3 separate regions of the Mus musculus genome follow, and regions 2 and 3 are each linked to region 1. A link is a contact called in ENCODE Hi-C or POLR2A ChIA-PET data. All regions are on one chromosome and are shown on one strand. Each heading gives the region's core, a stretch centred on a gene start or an enhancer-like site at or near the end of the contact. The rest is flanking DNA. Distances are from core to core; before and after follow the strand shown.

Region 1 (3,395 bases), core at 293-2,792:
GGGCTGAGTCTGAGAGTGTCCGGATTTAACCTAAAGAGGTTTGTGTTTTAAAAACTAACAACCAAGTAATAAAACACCTATAAAAGAGGTTTATAATGGAACTGGTGACAGTTCTGAGTGTAGTGTTACAAGTCTTCTGCTCTCCCCTCTTTTTTTTTTTTTAATCTGCTCTCCCCTCTTTTTTTTTTAATCTTTCATTCACCTCTGCCTTTTGTCCTGGCTTCTTCCTCACCTTGCTGCCAAGCTCAGAAGCAGAGGAAGCTCGCACACCAGAGTAGCCTTTGTGCATTTCTGTCTGCATGTGACAGGGCTGCTGCTGCTGCTAAGATAAGAACTGAGATTATTGGGTCTAACAAAGTACCTACATAGTTGAACAGTAGTTTCTAACGGGGAGTTGAACTCTGCTGCAGGAGTGGCAGTGGCATGAAAATGAGTCATTCAGGGCAGGGAGACTGAAATTCCTGCTCTTTGACATCCTACATCTCCTCATCAGGGGCCCCAAGAACGTCCTGATTCAAGGACAGAACTTCAGGCAACAGGTGGTTTTTCACCCCGGCCACCACACGGGGAAACTTGGCTTTCCCAGGGACATAGGTTTGTTTCCCTTCTTCCCAAAGGTCTGGGAAGAGAAACTGTTCAAACTCTGTTAGGAGGAGCCTTTTCTCAAGTCTACCTTTCTCATACTCTCAAGTATCTCTTACCAGCATCCCACCCAACTCTGGGAAGAGCAGGACGTTTTCTCCAGAGTCCGGAGGGCGCTGCAAGGCATGTGGGCACCTTTAGAGTAGCCTTGCCTGGGCGGCCAGAGGATCCCCCAGCCTCCCTCGTATGGGCCTCAGGAACTCCGGGGGCCCAGGGGAAGCCTGGAAAACCGAACTTCGCCATCAGCTTTCCTTACAGCGCTGGTTGGAGACGAGGGAAGGGCCCCCCAGCGGTCGCCCCCCGCCCAACCCCAATGTTATCCAGCTGCACAGTCCAGGAAGCACCCAGAACGCAGCTCCGAGCTCGCCAGCCTCTCCCGCAGGCCGGGAGAGGGCATCCTGAGGGGCAGCTTCCCTCTCCAGCCTGCGTCTGACATCCCCACTCCCACCCGAGGATGCCTGTCCGCAGTCGCTGAATGTCACTGCTCCCTCTTCCTCCTGATCAGGGTAGAGACAGCTCCTGAGGCATCCCCCACCCCAAAACTGCCGCGGTCGCCCGAGGGTACAAGACCCGGGAGAAGGACGAAGTTTGGGGCCCACGGCGGCGGGAGGGGGGGCGCGTTTAAGAAGACCGCACCTCAGTCCCAGACCTGGCGGACACACTCCCCACCCCAAAACAGCCCAGGCGTCCCCATCCTTTCGGACACCGGCATCCCCGCCCTCCCCTGAGGGCGGTGAGCGGAGCCCCCCGGGGCGGAGGCAGGTACCCCCGGGGCGGAGACTGGGGCGGGCGGGGTCCGGGCTGCGCCCCCGGCCGGGCCAGGCGGGCTAGCGGGCGGCGCGGGGGGAGCGGGGCTGGGCGGCGCTGCCTCGGGCTCTGTGCGCTGCAGCCCGGAGCCGAGGAGGAGGAGGCGGAGGAGGAGAAGGAGGCGGCGGCGGTGGGTCCCGGGCGGGGGGAGCGCGGCGCTGCGGACCCGGGCGGCTGGCAAAGGACGAGGCGGAGGCTGAGGAAGGCAGCGGGGAGACCCGGTCTGCAGCAACAAAGGGCAGCAAGCGATTGGCCGGGCTGGAGGCGAGGTTAGCCGGGGACCGGGGTGGCCGGAGGCAGCGGCGAATAGTGCACGTGCTTGCAGACACGGGCGAGTGCGGAGCCGGGGGTGCACACCCGGTGGGTAGGGGGCTTGCTCCCCCTCCGTATGGGATGGCGAAGAGGCTGCAGTGAGATCGTTCCGCCTGCACCCGGCCTGAGGCTGGCAGGGTAGGGGGTATGTGAAGGGGGTAGGGTGCAAGCCAGGGGGCGGGCGAGTAGTCGCCCGGGACAGGACAGGAGAGAGGGTGGAGGAGGGGGCTGGATGGAACGCTCCGGGCGGCGCGCCCGTCCGCGCGCTCCTCGGCGGGAGCAGGCGACTGAGAACCTCGAATTTTAACTTCGCGTGCCCGCCCGCGCGCGCCCGCCTGCGCCCACCCCTAAATCCTGCGGCCGCCGCCAGCGATCAGCTCTCACACAAACTTTAGCTGCGGGCTAGGGGCTTTGGGGTTGAGTGGGGGAGGGGAGAGGAAAAAAGGCTTCTGATTGGCGTCGTGTACAGCCAATAAGGCCAAGCGCCTCTCCTGCGCCTAGATCCAATCCATTTCTAGAGGTAGAGGGGGCGGGTAGGTGGAAGTAGAGGTGGCGCGGTGTCTGTGAGAGAGAAAAAGGGCTGGACCAATAGGTGCCCGGAAAAGGCGGGCCCCGCGGTCTGTTGATTGGTACTGGCAGTCGACCCTCCCTCGGGGTGGTGCCGGAGGTGGGGGGGGGGAAATGATGGGTCGAGAGGTGTGTCTATGTGGAGGCGAGATGACCGGCAGGAACTTGCCCCAATGGGGGGCAGAGTGTTTAGCGAGCGGGTGACGGACAGACCCGTAGGCCAACGGTTGGCCCTAAGTGTTCGTGCTCTCGTCCAATGGAACGGCGCCGGGGCGGGGCCGCGTCTTGGGTTTAATGAGACTCCATTGGGCTGTAATCAGTGTCATGTCGGATTCATGTCAACGACAACAACAGGGGGACACAAAATGGCGGCGGCTTAGCTCCTACCCCTGGCGGCGGCGGCAGCGGTGGCGGGCGCTACGGCACCTCCTCCAGGCGGCAGCCGTAGCTTCTTTCTCAGGCAGATTCAGCGCCCCCGGCAGGCGCGGTGGTGGTGGCGCGCGGCCAGGTCTGTCACCCACCCCGCGCGTTCCCAGGGGGAGGAGACTAGGCGGGCGGGGGACCGACGGGGGGGTGGCCTGGGACCCTCGACGCCCCTCCCACAGGCCCCTGCGCGAGGGTCACCGCGGGGCCGCTCGGGGTCAGGCTGCCCCTGAGCGTGACGGTAGGGGGCGGGGGAGAGGAGGGAGGAGGAATAAGCTCCGCCCCTGGCCGAGCCTACGGGGCAAGGGGCGGGGCTCAGGAATGGAAGGGCGGGGCAAAGTCGGGAGGGGCGGGGCAGAGGGATTCTAAGGCTTGGGCTGGGAGGGGATTTCTGTGCAAGAGTGAACTGGTAGGATGGATGGAGGGGTCGGACGAGGGCGTGGGCAAGATTAAAAGAACGGGAGATGAGATGGGAAACGGGAGGTGTAGAAACAGGTGTAGAAGGGGGTGTAGGGAGGGGCGAAATTTTGGTGGAAGTGGGAAGGGTACCTAGGACTGTGTGAGGGCTGGTGAAGTGCTGCAGACTGGCGAGATTGCCGTTAACTGGGGACACACTAAGGATGAATTTGGGTGTGGTAAATGAG
Region 2 (3,234 bases), core at 329-2,828, 350 kb before region 1:
GATTCTTGTAAGCTTCTCAGATGAGAAACAAGAGGCGCTGCATTTGTTCACAGTCACTTGTCTGGGTATCAAAGAGGTGAGGTTTCAGTGTAGGTCACCCTTTATCCTAAACCTCAGTGTAAGTACTGCTGGAGTTGTACATGGGAGTGTGTGGATACAGTCATTCAAAATAGATCTAGGTGAGAAGAGACAAGCTAGGGGTCAAGGAAATCTACATTTAAAGGTTAGGCCAGAAGAACAAGAAATAAAGAAACGAGAAATAGGAGAACCAGGTGGGCACTATGTCTTATTAACTAAGTTATGTATGTAAATGACAAATGAATTACTGACTCAGTGGAAAACAAAACTATAAAAGTAAATTCATGTGTTATATGAATCTATTTTTTATAAAATTTAAATAAAAACAGTTTGCATTTAAAATTTATCTGATTTAGAAATACATTATGTCAGACATTGATATTTTCTGGATGACTGCCTCCCCTCCTATTTTTTTTTTCTTTCTTAGATTTTATTTTTTAATTTAAACATTAGTGTGTGTGTCTCTTTGTGTGGTTATGTGTCCAGTGTGTCCTAGAGCCAGAAGAGTGTTTCAATCTTCTGGAGCTAGGCTCGGGAGGGGATGAGCTGCCTATGTCTTCTCCAAAAGAAGCAGGCACAGTGTACCCATGGTGGGGCATAAAGAATTCTCATTTGGAGATGGGGAAGATGAAGTACATGATGTCATAATATACCTGAAAATCCATGTCTTCCTGTAACCATCTGGAAAATCACCTCGTTCTTTCTTAGCATAATATTTTGCATGCGTTTAGGATTCATAGACCCAAGAGACGGGAAGTGTAACTAGAGTAATCTTGACTACAAATGGAATTCAGTGATGTTTCCAAACTGGACTCATGTAAGAACAGGAGCTTGGCTGGGCCTTAATGGTCCTAAACCCAAGGACTCAGGTGGCCAGAAGTTGTTTCTCAGCTTCCCCATGTCGGTTGCAAATTAACATCATTCCTCAGTTCCTGCCATGCTCAGGTGTCACCTGCTGTAATGCCCTGCTCAGGTGTCACCTGCTGGAATGCCCTGCTCAGGTGTCACCTGCTGTAATGGGCTCATGCTAGCTTGCTTTCTTCTCACTTGAAACACTATCAGTACTTCCGATAGTCAGTGTTAGATGCTACATTTATATTCAAGATAGGCATCTAGAAAAAAATAACCCTTTTATAAGACTAAGTATTTCCCTATTCTTCTGAAGGGTAACTTCAAGTGACGCACCTATAACTGGGTTTCACTTGTGTAATGGCCAAAACCTTTTCAAGTTTACACTTTGGATGGCTTTGTAAATTTGGCATTTTTTTGACAAGGTTACGTATGGCATTAGCAATTTGCCTAAAGAATGAAAAGAAAACGCCAACTGTTTTGTTTGTTTTTATGACTTGTGAAGATTTTGCATTTTAGTTTTCTGAGTTCTTTTCCTAAAGGCCCGGGTGTTTGGTTTTTTCTTGTTGTTGCTGATCACCTCAGGAGCTTCCTGGGTTTGGGGAGAGTGACCCTTCACGATCTCTTTTAGACTAAAGAGATCGAGTTTTCTAATGTTGTGTGGAAGGTTATATTTAGCTGTTGGTATTTCAAGTTGGAACACTTCATTCGGCTGTACCTTTAGTCAATGAGTCATCTGGAGAAAATGGGCTGCTCTTGCTTTTAGGAAGAGTCTGTAGCAAATAATAATAATAAGTTAAGCTCTGTGGGAGATTTTATGCCAAATAACAAGCTTAAAATGGAAAATGTTTTGTAACATTTTATTGCCCATATGCAAAATATATACTAAAGGATATAGAAGCATTTGGCTCATTATTGTCTTCAGCTGATTAAAAAAAAAAAGTAGCCCTGATGTCAGGCATTTTCTACAAAGCATTGTGTGGACTGTTTTTTTAGTTGTAGACAAGTCGAAAGCCAGCATAAGCTCTATGGAATTATTTTATTTATACAGTAAACAGCAGTGGCTAAAGCTTCATGGTAGTTGTCCATATTGTGGTTATTGAAATGTTTTCAAATAACATTTGTTAAAAAAATGCCTATATCACTTCATTTTTATTTTAGGAGCTTTCTATTAGTCAAGATTCTTTAAGGTGTAGGGAGCAAGGGATGTGGGAGATGTGGGGTCTAATTTTATATACCTTTGTATCGCATATGTCACACTGATTGCATATTTCATCTTTCCCATCTGGAACAAAGCAACATATGTAATACTGGAGATTTAGAAATCTTAAGGTCCTGCAATCCCAATTTTTAAATCTGAACTACCTTTTCTGCTTTTATATTCTTAGCTCAGTGAGCAGGTTGGATTTTTAGAGTTCTAAGTTAGATAATGAGATTCAGATAAAGATGACTGAGATCGGCAAATACTAATAAAAGGAATATTATTTACAATGTTATTAAATTGACTACAGTTTTGTAAAACCAGTGTCAACCTAAGAGGTCAGCGAGATTTCTCAGCAGAGAGAGGCAGGTGAAGGTGATTTCTAAGCAAACCCGATGACCAGGTTTAATCCCTAGAACCCATGAAATCGTACAAGGAGAAAAACATCTCCACAAAGTTTTCATCTGGCCTCAATGTGTAGGCTAGGAATGAACACCACACATCATTTACAAACACCAAGAATCAACTGAAAAATAATTAAAAACAAATATATTAGTGGTTGATGATCATAGAGTTAATAACCCAAATATTTTAATACTTTTCTCTATACCAAGCCATAATTTAAGGACTAACCACAGTATAAACGAAATATAAACATATATTGATACTATAGTAGATTTATTTCAGAATGAAAGAATTGTTCTAATTAGGTTATCTGCTAATATAACTTGTTTGGTTGGTTTGGTTTGGTTTTTTGAGATAGGGTTTCTCTGTGTAGCCTTGGCTGTCTTGGAACTAGCTCTGTAGACCAGGCTGGCCTCGAACCCTGCTCTGTCTGCCTGTTCCCAAGTGCTGGGACTAAAAGAGTGGGCCACAACTTGACTTCTGCTGATATAATTTATTGTGCTTTCTTTACATGTCTCCTAAGGGTGTCTGTTTGCTCAGGAAGTCCAGATTAGGTGAGCCTGTGGGCTTCTCTGCTGCTTTCAACAGCAGAGCTTATCCAGTGAAACCTAACTTTTTAAAAGCTGTTATTCCAATGTGGACTCCTGTCATTTCTAGGACAGCATATGGAGCATACTTGTAGATAATGGTTAATTTCATAA
Region 3 (3,004 bases), core at 466-2,965, 450 kb before region 1:
CTCTGTCTGCATATGTATCTGTACACTGAGTGTGCAGTGCCCAAGAAGGCCAGTAGGGGGAGTAGGATCCCCGTGGGACTGGAGTTACAGACAGTTGTCAGCCACTGTGTGAGGGCCAGGAATTGAACCTGGTTCATCAAAAGTGCATCTAGTGCTCTTAACTGACAAGCCATCTCTCCAGCTCCAAGACTTTTTTTTTTAAATCTATACCGAGAATATATGATTGTCATATTTGATGTGATGGGTGATGTTGGTTAAAGTAATTTTAGTGATAACTCAGTAGGATGTTGGCAACGGCATAGCAGTGTGGTTCTTAGCTAAAAGCAGCAAGTAGGTAAAACAAAGATAAGGAGACTGAGATGGCTCATCAAAAAAGGTGTCTGCTAGCAAGCCTAAGGACCTGAGTTTGAGCACTAAGACCCTCATGGTGGAAGGAGAGAATTGTGGCCCAGAAGTTGGTCTCTGAATTCTACATGTATATTGTGGCATGCAACACACATACAACAAACAAATAAATGTAAAAAAAAAATGTTTAAAAACCAGGAAGACACTGAGAAACAGACGATAATAGCAGTGGGACTCTCTCAAAAGGGGGGCACGTTTTCTTCTTTCAATACAGAGGAAGGATTTATATATTTGCCTGCAGAAAATTCCTTTTCTTCTGTGTAATGTGTTTTCAAGTCAAAATCCCAAATGCCACCAAAAAAAAAAAAAAAAAATTCTTTCCCCGCGAGAACGCCGGATTTTTACAGTGACTCAACTTCTCAACTAGGAAGTTAAAGCTTCAATATCAAACAAATCCACTGCATCCAATCAGCCCACCCCTCATTATGTTTCCATTCTCCAGGCCACCTTCTTAGTTTACAGCCCTGTCACCTGTCTCCTGAGAAGCTGCAACACCCTACTCACTGTTTCCCCATCCCAGGCCAGCTCACGCAGGCGCCACCCTATAAAGAGAGCGTTCTTAGCTTCTTCAGGGGACTTGCCCTCCAAGGCCAAACCTGGGGTCCTACAAATTCAAGTCGTCGGTACTGCACCTCACTATAGATGACATTTCCCGTGCCTGGGGTCCAGGGTCCGAGAACCCTACGTGGCAGGTGCACCGCTCCCTTCCGGCCCAGCTGGCTAGAAAGCCCGGACGTGCCGGGCAGGCGCGGCCCCGGTGCACAGCAGCGGGGACGCTCCTGGAGCCCAGGCTAGAGTCCCGAGCCGGAGCTATGCGGTCTACTCCCCGGCTTTGGAGAGGTCTCCAGCCCGGAGACTCCCCGCCCTCACACTCACCCCGACACCTGGGCGACTCAGTGATTCGGTGCCGGGTCCTCTCTGCACCGCAGCTGAAGCAGCAGAGAATGCCGCGAGGACCCCGCGCTCGGAGTGCCCAGCAGATTGCCTGACTAGCAGCCGCAGAGGCACCAAGGAGGTCGGCTGGACTAGATAGACACAACGAGCGGAACGGCGTTCAGTGAGAGGCTCGGTGTCTACAGAGGTTGAAGATCTGACTCTTCCACATTACTCAGGGGCTGAAGGAACGGGGAGGTTGGCACTCCCTGAGCGCAGGCGCTCACCCGCAGCCTAACTCCGTTTGGGGTCCCTTACCGTAGTAATCGAGGTCCTGTAGGGAAGCGCGTAGAGCCAATGGTTATGGACTAGAGTCACGGATTGGGCGGAGCTTGGAGAGGCGGGGCTTAGTGGAAAGGGGGCGGTGACGAGCTGAGGGGCGGGGCCACCGGACTGAGGGGCGGGACGCGCGGCAGAGCCAAACTACGGTGAGAGTGTGAAGATGGCAGCTGCGGACGAGCCCAAGCCCAAAAAGCTCAAGGTGGAAGCGCCACAAGCGCTGAGGTGAGAGCTGCCCTACGTGGGGGAGGAGGGAGATGGCACTCGCAGTGAGCCAAGGCCCACGTGGGCTGGCGCAGCTGGTTGGTGGCTGCGTTCGTGGGGCCAACGCGCTGGACCTGCAGCTCGGGGAGTTGCCCGCGTAGCTGCTGTTCCCCTCAGTGCCCTCTTGTTCTGGACTCTGCTCAGGTGCATTCTCGGCCCTGGCAGCCACTGACCAATCAGAGCTGCTGGCCCGGGGGCCGAGCCTTCCTCTGGCGCCACGTGCTTGTCTTCGCGGGCCGCGCTAGCGCGACCCCAAAGGACCTATCTGGAGCTGCATCCTTTCCTAGGGTATTTAGCGGGAAGGCGCCCGGCGCCTCCTGGACCCTGGTAAAAGATAACATTCTTGGAATTCTTCAGAAGGCGTTGCAGAAGAGCGTTTTGAGTTTTCCGTCAGCTTTCTGAAATCATCTTTGGAGACCCCCTTCATGGGACCCCCAAGCAACCTCAGGCTTAGGTTAGGAAAGTTTTTGTTTGTTTTTCTTTTTTTCCCCTTTGCATATTTGGCAGGAGCGGAGAGCTCTCTCTCCCAACACCTGACGCACAATTGATGTTGCAACTTTCATTTACAAAAAGCCGTTCGTTTTTTTAAAAAAAATTTCTTCCTAATAAGTATAAAGTCCAGCGCGCTCAGTGTCTGATGACTTTGAAGTGCTCATTGGAAGGCAGTGATTTTGCTACCTAAAAATAGACGCATCAAACTGATTTAAAACCGTGGGCCTGTTACTGATTATACAAGGCAAATTCCATTTATTTCAACATATTTTTTCCATGTTCAAAAGGAGAATTGATTCACAACTGAAAAGGAAAGTTGGGGGGTCCCAAATCATGTTCTTGGTGGAATGGGTCTGAGCAGGTCCCTTTTAGTGGGTTTATTTAGTGCCTATTATTCTTAGAAGGTTATTGTGCATGTCTAATACCACAAACGTAAAACATTAAAAAAAAAACAACCAAAAAACTGAGGATGTTTTATTTTAAATTTTAGATTATCTGGGTCAGTGAGATGGCTCAGCAGATAAGGGCATTTGCTGCCAAGTCGGATGACCTGAGTTCAGTCAGACTCCAGGACACACGTGGTGGACGGAGTGAACCTATTCTGTTCTTCTGTTGTCCTCTGGCCCCGCCC

Evidence for each region. A loop is a pair of places that touch in the nucleus more often than their neighbours do. ChIA-PET counts read pairs that join two places held with the same protein, here RNA polymerase II (POLR2A).
Region 2: a loop to region 1 is called in a map of left cerebral cortex, with 3 times the contacts of the local background. The contact joins the enhancer-like site here to the promoter of Kat6b in region 1. A Hi-C loop is called at or near these places in 13 of 37 maps with a recorded cell type or tissue (Patski, adrenal gland, gastrocnemius and 3 more).
Region 3: a loop to region 1 is called in a map of heart, with 2.9 times the contacts of the local background. The contact joins the promoter of Adk here to the promoter of Kat6b in region 1. A Hi-C loop is called at or near these places in 1 of 37 maps with a recorded cell type or tissue (heart). POLR2A ChIA-PET finds 5 or more read pairs at or near these places in 3 of 5 experiments (all embryonic stem cell).

Annotation. Positions count from the first base shown.
Region 1 is chr14:21,498,243-21,501,637 of GRCm38, forward strand. It overlaps Kat6b (K(lysine) acetyltransferase 6B), which reads left to right and starts at 1,543. Exons shown (of 17, transcript NM_017479.3): 1 at 1,543-1,718.
Region 2 is chr14:21,148,858-21,152,091 of GRCm38, forward strand. All of the region lies in intron 3 of Adk (adenosine kinase), which reads left to right. Among named protein-coding and RNA genes, the nearest start is that of Adk, 98 kb to the left of the region's middle. Within about 2 kb of position 1,579, at least 1 of the 3 ENCODE cell types and tissues checked has a DNase peak (open chromatin) inside an H3K27ac peak, as active enhancers do; it is left cerebral cortex, where a contact is called at or near this core.
Region 3 is chr14:21,050,859-21,053,862 of GRCm38, forward strand. Adk (adenosine kinase) reads left to right here and starts at 1,716. Exons shown (of 11, transcript NM_134079.4): 1 at 1,716-1,842. The coding sequence starts at 1,781. Ap3m1 (adaptor-related protein complex 3, mu 1 subunit) reads right to left here and starts at 1,584. Exons shown (of 9, transcript NM_018829.4): 1 at 1,282-1,584.